Linked DNA regions of Homo sapiens: region 2 is linked to region 1. Evidence: chromatin loops called from intact Hi-C (ENCODE). Cell type or tissue: PC-9. All regions are shown on one strand. Each heading gives the region's core, and the rest is flanking DNA. Links, peaks and the distances in the headings are about the cores only.

What was found. Hi-C counts contacts between places; a loop is a spot of excess contacts. Peaks named below come from ENCODE experiments on the same cell type or tissue, not always from the same donor. Only the 100,000 strongest peaks of a DNase experiment are listed, where the experiment ranks them.
Region 2: it touches region 1 in a loop (6-fold over the local background); 1 of 110 quality-filtered maps calls a loop at or near these places.

Annotation. Positions count from the first base shown.
Region 1 is chr2:142,976,428-142,984,321 of GRCh38, reverse strand. The region is part of intron 8 of KYNU (kynureninase); the gene reads right to left. Among named protein-coding and RNA genes, the nearest start is that of KYNU, 100 kb to the right of the region's middle. In PC-9, for the core only: CTCF peaks have their summits at 3,133 and 3,334 (motif pointing right); DNase peaks (open chromatin) are centred at 3,401 and 3,861; H3K27ac peaks cover 1,685 bases.
Region 2 is chr2:142,600,314-142,608,207 of GRCh38, reverse strand. No RefSeq gene overlaps it. Among named protein-coding and RNA genes, the nearest start is that of KYNU, 270 kb to the left of the region's middle. In PC-9, for the core only: CTCF peaks have their summits at 4,064 and 4,267 (motif pointing right); no DNase peak of the experiment used is centred there.

The DNA.
Region 1 (7,894 bases), core at 1,268-6,267:
TATGACTAGCTCCCATTATTGAGATAATTCTGATGAATATAGTAGTAATACATAATTTCTAATTATTATATGATTAAATATGTCAATATTTGGAAAATACACATAATTCAATGAACCAATATTTTCTGAATGGCCAATGCTCGATGTTACATATTGTGCATTGATAAAGGATCTATTCAAAATGCAAGTTCAGTCAATGAATTTTAATATAATAAAGTACAGAAAGTTCAGTGATTCAGCTTCAAATTCCATACCAGAACTCCTAAAAAGTTCTCACTTGTCAAATTCTGATGCAGTATCAAAGAATACACAAAATTGACGGAAAGGCTATTCAACTACTCCTGCCTTTTCTGATTACATATCTTCATGAGTGCCTATTTTCTTTGTAAGATTCAAAAAGAGAAAAAAAGAGATTGAATGCAGGTATAAAAAACCAGCTGTCTTTTATTAAGTCAGGTGCTAATACGATTTGCCATATATAAACAATGCTACTGTTTTTTAAAGAAAACATAGTTTGTATAACAATATTTTGCTTATGTTAATATGTAATGCATTTGTTGTTATTCTAAAACAAATAAATACATTTTAAAATTTTGTTTTAATTGCAAATACAGTAAATACAGATATAGAGCCAATGTCAAATCTCCTAAGACCCTCAGTGGTTTTTAAGAGTGTAAAAGGTTTCCTTTTCTAAAAAGTTTCTGAACTGCTGCTTAAGTGTATCCTAGTAATATGAAAGAGTCAATAGTTTTCTTGTTTAGCATTTAATCCCACATCATGTGCATATTTAATCAGTTCAAGTATATACACTGTTATAAATTCTATCAATGGTTCTGCTTCTCTGCCCTCTCTTGCGCCCATGTTATTTGCCATGTAAGTTCTAGTTCCTCCACTGTGGGTAAGGTGTAAGTTTCAGCCACTGGGATCAGCCATGTGACTTGTTTAGACCAACAGAATGTTAGCACATGTAATAAAAATAGTCTCAGAAAAGTACTTGAGTGACTAAGCTTGCTCCCTCTTGCTCTCTGCCATCTCTATGAGAAGGACTTGCTTGGGCCAAACTGCTGGCCCAGATGGAAGATAAAAGAAATGTGGAGCATAATCATCCTCACCTGAACTCAATCTGGATCAGCTGCTCCTCCATGCCCTCCTCACCCCTTGCAGTTTGCCACAGAAACATGAATGAGCTCAGCTGAGACTTGCAGAACCCCTCCAGCCAAGTCCTACCTTGATGCTCTGATGCCAAGGTGATCCATAAAATCAATGGTTATTGTTTTAAGACAACAAGTTTCAAGATGATTTGTTACACAGCATTTTAAGGGAAGAGTGAATTGATATACTCAGCTCCCAAAAACCAAGACATCCTTTACTTGGTCTTAGGAATTACCCCTGCCATTCCTCTTAAAGAGTACAAGATACCAAAGGATCACAAGATGGAGGCTTGGATCAGTTACTGCGTGAGTTCTTCTAGTTCTCATGTTAGAATAAGAGTAACAATCCTTGCTTAATACTATTTGGTAAGCAAAATATGCATACTTTGATACAGTACAGATCCTCAATGTGAGCCAGCTGTTTTATATGGTGCTTAATTTTTAAAAAGTATTCTTATCCAAAAATAAAGAGGAAGAATGAAGTTGTTTGGGAGAGAATTTCAAAGTTTAATATTAACTCTACTGTCTCCTTCATACACATTGACTTTGTACCCTAAGAGTCTCTTCTGATCTGACTCCATTCTGTTTTAGTTATTTACTTGTCATGAGGTTTTAAGTGTTTTGTGTGTCTGCCTAGTGGAATTCACAATGTTAAAAAAGCAAGTCTCTGTTTCCACTAAATTCCCAGAAGCACAAACTGGAACAATGAATACATATTATCCAAATTGTACCCAAGTAGGAAGTTTCTAATTTATTTGCTGATGATCAAAGTCATTTAACTTACTGCATATCAAAATGTTGCAATGTTTACTGAGAAAATATAAAGATTCATTCCACATTAAGACAACTTTGTACATGAACATGAATTTAAAAACTGGCTAAATGCAGGTGATAGAACTTTGCAAAACATTTTACCTCTGGGTTTGTGTATGACTGGTTTACCAAGTGTAGTTTACTATGTGTACGATTAGTTTACCAAGTGCACATACCTGCTCCAAACTAGATTTTTTGGAACACTGAAGGCACACAACTCTCAATGGAATTAAAGTTTTTGAAGTAAATACTTAAATAAATTTTAGAAGTGTTCTAACACTTCCTAAGAAAAAAAGAACCCCAAATTACAAATACAGGTGTTTTCCCTAGAGAAGAGACATGCAAACTATAGTCTGTTTCTGTAAATTTAATTTTGGATCACGGCCAGTCTCATTTGTTTAAATATTGTCCATGGCTGCTTTTACGCTACAGCAGCAGAAATGAGTTGTTGCAACAGGGACCATATGGCCCACAAAGCCTAAAATATTTGCTACTTGGTTCTTTACGGAAAGATGTGCTTACCTCTACCCTATAGGATTGGTTTGCATAAAGAAACCTCAATATACTGAAAAGTTAATTAATTAAAACCTCATTCACTATAGTATGACTGGAGTTAGTATCTCACAAAAGGACAATATATCAGCACAATATAACTGTATTTTGAGGGAGGAAGGGAGATTAATTTATTCTTTGTTCCTCACCAAAGAAAATGAGCAATACGTACCATGAAAATAAGACAAGTGCTCCATTGTAATATAAGTTTAAGGAGTAATAGGACATGAATATAATTAATCTTCATCAAAACTTAGAAGTCATCAGGTCATCACAACCTAGGTTTGGAGACTAATGTTTAGCTTTAACAGACACACACACACCCCTCCACACACATTTATTTGTTTATATTTTAAGATATACTTATAATACTGAAATTCCATATGGGGAAAAAAGTTAATTATTCTAAATTTGAAACTCTCTTTTCTTCTCTTCAACATTTCCAATTAAAGCAACTTTTATGAAGCAATTTTTACAGCTCAGATTTTCACAGATTTGTTTTTACAACTCAATTTTTCTAAGAAAACTCAAGAAATAGAAAAAGCAGCACTTTCATTATCAATTACTTATAAAGAATGGCACACTGAAGAAACCACAAACCTTTATGTACAATATCCCATTATGAAAATCCTTCTGGCCACATTTGTGGTACCACGTTGAAAAATCAAGTATGACTTCTACACTATGTTTAATGCATTTGTAATTATTTCCCCATTGGTTGGTAGACAATATAAATTATTAAAATATAAAATGTATTGAGAAAAGAACTGGAAGATACAAACATGAATATCACTGCAAAGTGATTTCACAAAAGTGTCACTAGATGGCAGCATCTTAAACATTAAAAAAATCTAATGGTTCTCCAAAACCTTTCTACAGCCATCCAGTTATTTTCATTGTTTTGCCTCATGTAGGTAACATGATATGCATATGTGAAAGCAAACACTCTATACTTGAGTAGCTACTTTATGCAATTTTTCAATAAAAATCAAGTATTTTTCAACACATTTTATTTAAAATTACCCACAGGTGCTCACACTCATGTTGATACAATCACACTCATACTGACACAGCTCACACTCATATTGACACAACCAGCACAGCATTGTTCAGCCACCATGCCACCTTACTTTATAGTCAATCCAAAACTTGCAATCATTTTCAGGCCATTCTGATTATTTCCAGCCTGCCTTCCTCCCAGAAACATTATAAATCATACATTTGATTATAAGACTCACTGCCTTTGTTCACAGAGCCCCCATTAATTTCAGAATGCAACTCATAGTCCTTGGTATGGTTATCAGAGGTGTTTGAATCAGAGCAACTCCATCTTGAGTAGGGCCTGGGTAAAATAAGGCTGAGACCTGCTGGGCTGCATTCCTAGTAAGTTAGGCATTCTAAGTCACAGGATGAGATAGGAGGTCAGCACAAGATACAGGTCATAAAGACCTTGCTGATAAAACTGGTTGAGTAAAGCTGGCCAAATCCCACCAAAACCAAGATGATGACAAGAGTGACCTCTGGTCATCCTCACTGCTCATTATAAGCTAATTATTAGCATTATAAGCTCATTATAAGCTAATTATTAGCATTATAAGCTAATTATAAGCTAATACATTAGCATGCTAAAAGACACTCCCACCAGTGCTAGGACAGTTTACAAATGCCATGAAAACATCAGGAAGTTACCCTATATGGTCTAAAAAGGGGAGGAACCCTCGGTTCTGGGAATTGCCCAACCCCGTCCCAGAAAAATCATGAATAATCCACACCTTGTTTAGTATATAACAAGAAATATAATAACCATAAAAATGGGCAACCAGCAGTCCTCGGGGCTGCTCTGCCTATGGAGTAGACATTCTTTTATTCTTTTACTTTCTTAATAAACTTGCTTTCACTTTACTTTATGGACTCACCTTGAATCCTTTCTTGTGAGAGATCCAAGAACCCTCTCTTGGGGTCTCTTGGATTGGGAGCCCTTTTCTGGTGACATAGCTATTTATTTTTTATTTTTTAAGTTTTTGTAGATGAGTTCTCACTACGTTGCTCAGGCTGGTCTTGAACTCCTGGGCTCAAGCCATCCTTATGCCTCGGCCTCCCAGCGTGCTGGTATTGCAGGTATAAACCACCATACCCAGCCCTCCTGGGTATGACTAAAGATCTGTATGATCTGTTAGTGCCCCTTGTTCAGATACCCCATATAGACTTCTCTCTATTTACATAAACTTTTCCCTTTCCTGGGGATGTGCTTTCTCTCCTCCATTTGCCTAGCAAGCTCAGATTTTGATCACCAGATAACTTTGAGTGAAGATTCTTTAACCATCTTTCTCTTCTCTCTTATTCTACTGCCCTGTTTGTATATCTCTCTTGTAACAATTTTCTAATCTTACTGTCTTCTCTCACACAGTATGAACCCAAATAATTGTTGAATAAAAAAATAAATGAATGAACAAATAATAAAGTCTTACAAAAGTCAATAGCTATTCTCTAAAGTGATGTTAAATTTGTAAGAATATTATGTGAGGGATTCTGTTTCTGATGCAATTTTATTGCATGTGCTCTTTATTCAGAAATGACATCTTTTAGAATGAAGTATCTTGGGCAAAATAGTAGTTGAGAATATGTTCAAAATCATTCTCAATTAACAAGAAATATCGTGTGTGTTTTGTCTTTGCCATCTTCACTAACACAAAACTAAAATTTTTTCTAATTAGTGAAATAATATGATACATAGGGCCTGTGCTGAAATTTCCAGGAGAAAAGCTAGCTCACTCTTTCCTAACTTTGATTAATTGCCTATTGAAATGAAACATAAAATGGTAAAGCTGAAGTATTTTCCTAGTAGCATTAAAGCTCTGATCACTTTATTGATTGATTTGGTATCAAATTGATTTTGGACTATTATTATTGTTATTATTTAGTTTATTCCTTTTTCACCAAGATTAAATCCTGTGAACTGTGAAGACTCTTAATAATTAGCAAATTTGGTATGAAAAATAGTACTTATACAAGATAAGATATTTGTCACTATACCCGGGGCTGATATATAGATGGTATGCATTGATACGCTCTTATTAATTATTAAAATAATAAAATAGTTAAGGTACATAAAAAGTCTTTGTCCTAAGCCACCTGACTAACCAACCATGGTTGCAGCCCTTGAGTTCATGAGAGGTGTCTGCGAATATCAGCCTGTGAATGTTCACTGCTAGGGACTGGCCCAGACTCCAGTGGATGAGACAATGCCTTTGCCAGTGCCACTATCATTATGGTAGGTGAATTCCAGGTGACTATCAGTACCTTCTAATAGGCTAATGATGGATACTACCTGGTATTAACATGGAGTATGACCTTCTTTGTGACTGTGGGAAATGCAGCTTCTATACCATACCAATCAGAACTTTAAGTGTTCTGAATATCATTTCTTGCTTGATGCAAAAGTAATAAGAAACAATCCAAGAACTACAGTGCTATAAATTTGGACAATATTACTTTTTAAAAAGTATAATGGGAAATTTAAAGAAAATGAACGAAAAAAAGAAAACGGTATAGGGAGATGTGTGTCTGGGTGTGTGTGTGTGCACACATGCTGGTCATCTTTATATAGAGGGTAGGAATAAATGATTAGCAATAATAGGTTGGCTAGTTAACTCTGATATTGGAATTTCCCAAAGGAATTCCTAATTAGGGAGTTTTTGAATAGTACTAGAGAAAGTTGGGAATGGAAAGGAGGAAGATGAAAGCTGGTAGGTTTTTTTGCCACAGTCTTGGAGCATTTAACTTTCCAGAACTCATTCAAGTGTTATGATTCAAAAGCATACTTAGGTGCTAAGTTAAAAACAACAGTAAATATTTCTATAAGAGGGGCCTCCACTATCTCTGTAAATGCCTCTTTTCAGAGTGAATTTCTATTCTGAAAGTTCTGCTTTTCATGCAGACTAAATTTGCCACGGCCTTCAAAAATCCTTCTCACTCTTTATTTTTCCTTTCCTCCCAACTCTCTGGTTATGAGTAGGAACTAAGCATTATTTGCATATTATGTTCATGCTGTACTTAAAGTCAGTAAGTTCTACAGGTCACAATTCCTTTCCAAAAATTATTTAATATAGCTATCTACTATTTTATGCAATGTATTAAGCTTCATTTATTTATATCAGTATAGTATAGTTCAATGAGAATAGCAACTCCTCACTATTAAAACATGAAACAATAGAAAATGAAAATCAACACAAATAAAAAGGAAAAAGACACAATCTTCAAGTGGAGCTTCAGTGAAATTTAGTAGAAATCATGTCACACGGCAACCAGAACCAAAGCTTACGTTTTCTGCAGGACAAAACCAGAATACTGTTCCAACTTATTTTAATCCTATGGCTCTTATAGTTAATATAAGATATCAAAAAATGAATATGATTATTCATATATATATATATCCACACAAAATTCCATCCAGGAAGCTAGCCACCTGAAAATCAATTCTAAATGCTCACATTTTAGTTGAGCACCAAACAGGAACAGAAACGAGAAAAATTCAGATGGTAGAAAATATTTGAGCCTCAATTTTGTAAACCACAGCTAAAATTCTAAGGCCCCATCTGAATGGACCCCTCCTCTTGGCCAAGGGCATTCCAGAGTTAACCTGAGAAGCTAGTTCAAGCCATGATGGAAGAGGGGATGGACATACTTCATTATGCTTTCCAACATTAACATCAACACAGACCATAAGTCTGATAAGAAATATTTACATTCTATTCCCTCTGAAGCCTGCTACTTGGAGGCTTCATCTGCGTGATAAAACCTTGGTGTCCACAGCCCCTTACTGGAACCCAGCCATTCCTTTCTATTGATAATAACTCTTTCAACCAGTTACCAAAAATATTTTCAAATCTACCTATGACCTGGAAGCCCAGCCCTCTCCTCCCCAGGCTTTCAGCTTCGAGTTGTCTTTCCCTTCCAGATTAAACCAATGTAAATCTGGTATGTATTTACTGATGTATTATGTCTCCCTAAAATGTATAAAAGCAAGCTGTACCCTGACCACCTTGGGCACATGTCATCAGGAGCTCCTGAGGCTGTGTCATGGGTATGTTCTTAACCTTGGCAAGATAAACTTTCTAAATTGACTGGGACCTGTCTCAGATACTTTTGAGTTCACAACCTTCTGATAAATTACCTAAAATTAAGGTAATTTACCTAATGATAGATTTCAAATATATCTTTTACCAAATATTTTAAAATGTAAGTGCATAGAGAAGGCGATCATTACAAAAAACCTTTACACAACAAATAACTTGGAAAAACCCCGTTGTCCTAGAGCTACTGAATGACTGTATTTGTGTCAATATATACAAACAGAGGAGACAACAGGCCCTGGTAGA
Region 2 (7,894 bases), core at 1,198-6,197, 380 kb after region 1:
ACTTGGAACCAAGCCAAATGTCCAACAATGATAGACTGGATTAAGAAAATGTGGCACATATACACCATGGAATACTATGCAGCCATAAAAAATGATGAGTTCATGTCCTTTGTAGGGACATGGATGAAATTGGAAATCATCATTCTCAGTAAACTATCGCAAGAACAAAAAACCAAACACCGCATATTCTCACTCATAGGTGGGAAGTGAACAATGAGATCACGTGGTCACAGGAAGGGGAATATCACACTCTGGGAACTGTGGTGGGGTGGGGGGAGGGGGGAGGGATAGCACTGGGAGATATACCTAATGGTAGATGACGAGTTAGTGGGTGCAGCACACCAGCATGGCACATGTATACATATGTAACTAACCTGCACAATGTGCACATGTACCCTAAAACTTAAAGTATAATAAAAAAAAAAAGAAACACACACACACAGACACAAAGAATGAAAGCCATAGTAAAAGTAAGAAAAATAAAAAGAAATAACAAAGTTATGTTTCTTTAAAAAAAAAAAGTTATATAGATTGAAAGTAATAGCAACCATTTGTGAAGACTCCACTAGATTTGAGACATTGTATTATGATTCAATTTAATCACGTTTTGTGTTGGAACCCCTCCCCACTCCATGTAAGTTTTATTATTTTGTTTTAGAAAAGACAAGTTAAAATAACATGGCTTAAGTCATGCACCAACAAGCTCTATAATGAAAATTAAAACATAAATGTATCCTTCTTTAAATCCACACTCTTCACTAAACCATGTTGCCTCCACAATTCCTCTCAAGCATACAGTATTAACTAATAAAACATGTTCTTAAATTTGCACTGTACATTTATCCTAATTTAATAGAGAAATCAGGTAGCTTCCATTTGGGAATATTAATTTTGAAATATAAAAGCAGTTAGTCAAAAGATTTAGAGTCCTTTTTTGTGGAAGGTGTTTTGACTTAGGTTTCTAGATCAATGGTTGGCATCAATTTTACCAATATGAATGTATCTAAACCTTGGTTAAACATAAGAGACAAACAGAAATTTATTAAAGTAATAAACATAAATATTTTTTGATTTTTTAGCTATTTCACTTTCATTTTAATTTGTGGCATATTGTTTATAATCTGACACCTTGATTATGTGATTAAATAGCTTATACTGTATATCATATTCAGTCAACATAGGTGACATAATCAGGCAAATCGAGCAATTGTCTGGCCATCAGACTTTATTAATGCTGATAACCAATTCAAAAACATTCTTTGAAGTAATTGTCTCTTAGCTCAATACAAATGTTGCTTCAGTTTTTTCATCATGTGCCTTTGGAGAGCATCTAAATATTGTTTTTTTCTTTCATTTATTTTCTTGTTGCTTATGTTGTTTATGGGACAATGGTTCTCAAGCACTGTTGACTGCAAACAACTCATCTGGACAGCTTGTAGTTGGCCCCATCTCAGAGATTCTATTTCAGTTATTGACAGACAAAATCTGGTAATTCTGAAGCAATTTATCACAAGGACCATACTGTTGTGGGTAATACAGCTCCTTAACATCAGTCAGTTAGAAAATAATATTTATTTTGTGGGAAATATTGAGTTAGTGTTTATTACTGAATAGCATGTATGCCTGCCTTCAGTGTTTTTCAATCTAGCTAGGATGATATAGTATACATACACATTTTAGGACTTTTGTGGACCAATCACCAAATAGTGATTATTCAATAGTTTCTAGCAACCATAATTTTCAAATGCAGATGTTTCTGATTACCTTCATTTTTACATTATTTTCCTTGATTATTCCCAGTTAAAGTGAATTAAACATATAGATAATTTTATAACTTTCCCTATATGTAGCATAAAATATTGACAACTGGTTGAAAAGCAGATAGTCAGATGTCATTATAAAGCAGGCAAATATAAATAAATTATTATTAGACCTAATAAAATATCTTATAACAGTTTAATTTATAGATTTGTGGGGATTTTCATCTTTTAAGAATGATTTTGTCTATTGCTGTATTTAATTAACATAAAACCAAAAAAATATATAGTTTACTCATTTTTAGTTTATCACTTGCTCCAATTCTGGGAATAAGTTATCAAAAATTTCATAAAATATTAACTTGGATTCTATAATTAAATGTATTTTGTTCTTATATATGTACACCATCTGAATTTATTTGGCTTCAATGTAAAAAGTTAAATAATCTTTACCAGACCAACAAGTATTGAAGTATTTATGAAAGTTCATATGTATCACTAACAAAATTGATGCAAATATCAAGGAAAATATCTGACAGACTCACTATGGGAAAAATAAACATATGAATAGTTAATCATGGGAGAAATAAACAAGATTAACAGCTGTAGACATGTTGAAAATTTTATTGTATTAAATATAGCCATGTTTTGTTGTATCTCATTAAATTTCAGCTGGAAATTTTATTCAGAGAAGTTAATTTAAACAGGCTTTGCATTGAGTATTGTCATAATGTTTAAAATCTGGGCGATGGGCTTGAATCAAAGAGTGATGGTAAACAGTGTCATGTTCGCTGAGTGTCATAGCGATGTATGTCAGCCTGGTCTTACTTGAAACCTCATTAATGATCTGAGAGACGGAGTGAATAGCACACTAATGACATTCTGACATGAACTCAGATTGGCAGATACTAAAAACACCACTTAAAAAAAGGTCACTGCTGGAAACTATCTTAAACAAGTAGAATCTTGGCAAGAAAGTTAAAACACATTTAATTTTTCCAATGGGATGTAGCTGAAGAAAATAATGGAAACTATAGCTTGTGAGTTCAATCTTTTAAAGGCAGTCTGGAAATAGGTAAGAGTAACTATTAAATTAAAACACTGTATTCTAATTTTGCAGGATAACAGCTCCATAGATATTACAGCATTACATTCAAAGGTTTAAAAAGTTAGTAGTTCAAATTATACATACACAGAAATCTACATATCTATCTGAAAATCTACATGCACTTTTCTATACTTAATGCTCCAGATATATCTACATTATAGCTCCTCAGAGAATGAACTTTAAATTTTGTTATTGATGTTGGCTAACTCATTCCAAAAAAGCTGTAGATGAAGTGGCAGGAGAGAGAGAAAAAGTGCCATAAAAGGCAATTAAAAAGTGAAAAAGGAATAAGAATTAGGAAAGAATAGCATCCATATGACACCTTTGGGAAAAGAGAGAAGAATGCCTTACTGGAATCATTTATATGAAATGGAAGAAGGGAAAATAAACAGTAAAAAAAGAAATTTAGAATAAATGTTATGAAAAAGTGGCAAAGTAATGGAAATAGCTTTTACAAATGAAACTAGTTTGAAAATGAGCTTCACTACAAGTGTCACCTTTGCAAAACACATACATCTCAGTCTCTACAGTATAAGTTCAATTACCCTGTTTATGACGTTCCTAAGATCATTTTTGCTCTACTGATTTAAACATTTCAGTGACATAAAACTGAGGTAATTCCAAAACTCTACATATTAATTAATTGAAACAAAATATATTGAGAAGCTATCAGTTTGTCAGTCCCTGAACACGTTTTGCCTTAGGCAATTTCTAAATTGTATTTGATATTCTAGAGTTTGAGTTTTAAGATCATGTACTAAAAGTGCATTTTTTGGGGGTATAGGGAAGAACTCCCTTTTAAGTGTTATAGTAAACATATTTGAAAGAATACTGAATGAAAAGTCCAGGGAACCAGATTCTGTTAATTTAGTCACTAACCGGGATGGCCATGGGAAAATTTCTTAAATTCTTAGATTTAATGTTAAAATTGGAGTAATGGAATTACATTATCCTATAACTCTAAGATTCTATGTTTAAGAAAGAAGTCTCTTGTCCCTCTTATCCTCTACAATCCAGCAAATATGGAAAAGATTCTAAGAGAATACTGAAAAGAAAGATATAGTACAGCTAAACAAAACAGATTCTACTGTACAATTTATGGAAATGAAATAATTACTTACACACCAAAACACTGTGTCAAGGCAGCATAATTAAGGTATTAAAAAACTACCTAGAATTCTGAGAATTAATGGAGCTGAAGTGTGGATATTTAATGACACATAGGGATTCATAATAAACTGAAATCATATATATGAAGAGTAGATTATAAATAAGCAGAAAGAAAAGAGTGAGAACTTTCCTTCAGGGTTTGTTATTATTAAAGCTTAACTTTCAGATCTGATATTTAAATTTTTGATGTGGAATTTTGACAAATGCCACTTGGAGGCACTCTTATACTAACTATTCTACTGAAGAATTCATACTCTCAAGATGTCAAAGAATGAAAGTTCTAGTTTTTATTTTCCTTTTTTAATTCTAATAATCACTTGGGGATGGGTAATTAACACTGGTTGTGGTATTTAAACTTTGACGTTATTCAAATTTATCACCTTGTGATTTTTACAGGTATAAATAATCCCCTGTTCATCTAATAAAACAGATTTCATTCATGCCTGTAAGGAATGAAAGAAGGGTTTTAGGATATCATCTAAAAATTAGTTTGAGAATAAATTTTGGTTTAAAAGCTAATGTCAATTTTTCAAGTGAGAAATTTTTACATGTTTTAAAAAAACTGGTCTTTATTTAAATTTGCTACTACCAAAAATAGAACAATCAATGAGAACTCAGAGACACTTTTGATGAGAGCCAATCTCACCAGCCAATTTTTAAATGTTTAAGGAAAATACAAAGAATCAACAGGATTATATTAAAATATTTTATGAAATACAACAGCATATACAATAGTGCAAGTTAAAATTGATTTGCACAGGAAAACTAAAGTTCATAGGTATCAATTTTTGGTAAGATATTTTTAAAGGAATGGATATTATTTTAAATTTTTCTCATTTTTTGTTCATTTTATAAAGTTAATTTTAAAAATAATACAACTATTCTTACAACACATGTAAAGATGGATTGTTAAGTTCATATTTTATTTTGAATAGATTTGAAAGATCTTGACTATTATATGAACAAGTGTATGTATATTTTACCTTATTCTACTTTAATCTGAAACTATAATCTATAAAAGAGGACATTAGAAATAATCACTTTTTGCTATTGCTTTTGCATGGGATATTTTGATGTTTTTATGATGAATGCTATTATTGTCATTGTAACATACAAACTATGACATTAAAATGCTGATTTTTAACAACATTTTAAGTAACTGCTCAAAGATAATACCGATTAAAATAGTATATTTGACTATGAATAGAATGAGTAAATAGTAACAATTAGTTAGACTCTAACAAGTGTTAAATAGGTTACTCTATTAGTTAGGTTACTAATTGTTATAGTAAATAGTAACCTATTACTGTTATTTACCTATAGTAAATAGTAACCTATTACTGTTATTTACCTATAGTGAATAGTAACCTATTACTGTTATTTACCTATAGTAAACAGTAACCTATTTACTATAACAATTAGTAAACATGTATATGTTACAAACTAATATTTGAAAAGGCTAATGAGCTTTTAGTTCTTTAAATGCTTGTTAGCCCTATGACATATCAAAAAGTATGTGTCATCTGGACACCTTAGGTAGGAAAGAGGTTCTTCAGTAGCCTGACTTGTGGGTTATGTTCCCATCCACAGCTGTGGGCACTGGCTCATTCTTCATTCTTTCTACATTCATGCCTCCTTGGGATAGTGATTTATCTTCAGGCTCTTAACACCTAAGACATTTGTATTTTTCAGCACTACAAAGTTTCTTTTGTCCTATTTCTACACATAATGAATCACTTTCTTTAATCTAGGAATTTGATTAATATTTGGATAATTTATATCTATATATATGTACATTCTTTTTATTGGTTAATACATCACGGATTATAATTTTCTGATAGCAAAGGGCAAGGTCTATTTATATAAATTCATATATGAACTATAGTTCCACATAGTCACCAAAGACATACTTTCTCCAGTAATTTAATGGAAAATTATATTTAGAGCTGGGGAAGTTGAAAATAGTAAACATTGGATTTTTCCTGTTTCCAAGTCAATGGATAAGGATCATATAAGGAAAGCACAGTAGTGGGATATTTGTGTGTTCTAGTTGTTCATTTTTTGTGTAACAAACCACCCCAAAACAGTGGCGTAAATCAATAGCAATCATTCATTTTGCTCACAAATCTGGGGATTGACAGGACTCAGCTAGTCCAGTTCTTGCTCAGGGTACCTCATGATGGAGCCGTCAGACAGTAGCTGAGGCTGGGACACCCAGGAGGCTCTTTCATTCGTGCATCTGATGTAGGTCTCCTCAGGCATCCCTCTCTCTCCTTACGTGGTCTCTGCATATGACCACTCACCGTGGTTGGACTTCGTACATGAGGCTTTGTGCTGCCACCAGGCCCGTTGTCCCAAAACACCAAATGTGTGTGGCTTTTTCTTGGTTAGCCTCAGAAGTCACACAACATTACTTTGATCACATTATATTTGTCAAGCCTGCCAAAAGGGCCCACCCAGTTTCAAGGGAAGAGGACATAAATTTTACCTCTTGATTGAAGAATGTCAAAAAAATACCACATTTTTAAACGTAGTTCGTTTGTCAAATTTTCCAATTAAAACCAGGCTCCTGCTTCAATCAAGTTGCAAATATCAACACAAAATATGAGGCGATATTTTGATTATTGAATATATTTAATTTAGCATTTTGTATACTTTGAGATTCCCAATTCAGTGAAATATATCTGCATTCTTTCAAATGCATTATGCTTTCACTCCCAAATTTTAAATAAAATATATTTCATTTGTACTAGTGAGAAAAGGTTTTCCTAAATCTGTAATGTACTAGGACTCCTTGATTTTCTAATTCTATGCATTTTAAGATAGATAACTGCTTAGAAGTTATCTAGTCTAATTCTCTGTCTAAAACTTGAAACCCTTTGACAACATCCCTGCTGGATGAGCATCCAGCTTGTGCCCAGGTAAACAAAGGGATAGTTGACTCATGGGAAGTGCATTCAATTTTTACCCAGAGACAGTAATCAGAAAATGTCTTCCTTAATTTAAGCCACCTTCTGCCTGCCTTTCTACCTCACCACTTCTCATTCAGCCTAAAAATACACATAAAACATTTTTGTCTTGGTCTCATCCCTATTCCACCAAATCGGTAACAAGTTTTACTGCCTGGAAAAAACATGCTACTTAGACGGAATCACAAACATGAGATTTCATGCAAACTTGGTAGCAATCATGTGGGTAGTGAGCAGAGAGTTTGGCTTGCTCCTCTGGCCTCAAGGATAATCCAAGATGGGAGAGCAGAAGGAGAATGCAGACTGCTCCAATAAAAGATTCTGGATGTGATCTTTGTCCCAATATCCTCAAGTTGCAAATTCTAATGGAACATTGAAATCTGTTCATCTCGTTCATCATATTTTAAGAGATGGAGAGGAAATAACTGCTCTTTCCTCTGCCCTCATGCTGTCTTTATCTGCCTCCTTTTCCTGACTGTAAATTGAAAGAGAGGAATACATATATTCTCAGTTGTACACAATACCTGAAGTTTCTGGCATTTGAAAATCCAATAAATATTTATTCAATAAATATATATTTAGCGAATGAATACATAAATAAATATTTGAAGTGTCTGTGGTATCAGAAATGTCTCTGACATCCAGTGAAGAAACAGGAAATAAACTACCCCCAGAGAGTTTTCTGGAATGCAAAGGGAGCTAAAAGATCACAGAAGAAAGAAGGGTGTCCTCTCTCCTGTTAATACCAGAACATATTCCTTTTTAGAGTATTTGGGTATGCATTTAAGAGAGGTTACTATTTTCCTAAACTCTGTGATTTCCCAAAAATGTGTTTACCTAGGATGAGGACAGCTCTGCCCTCTGACTTTTTCCAGCCAAAGAAGAAAACT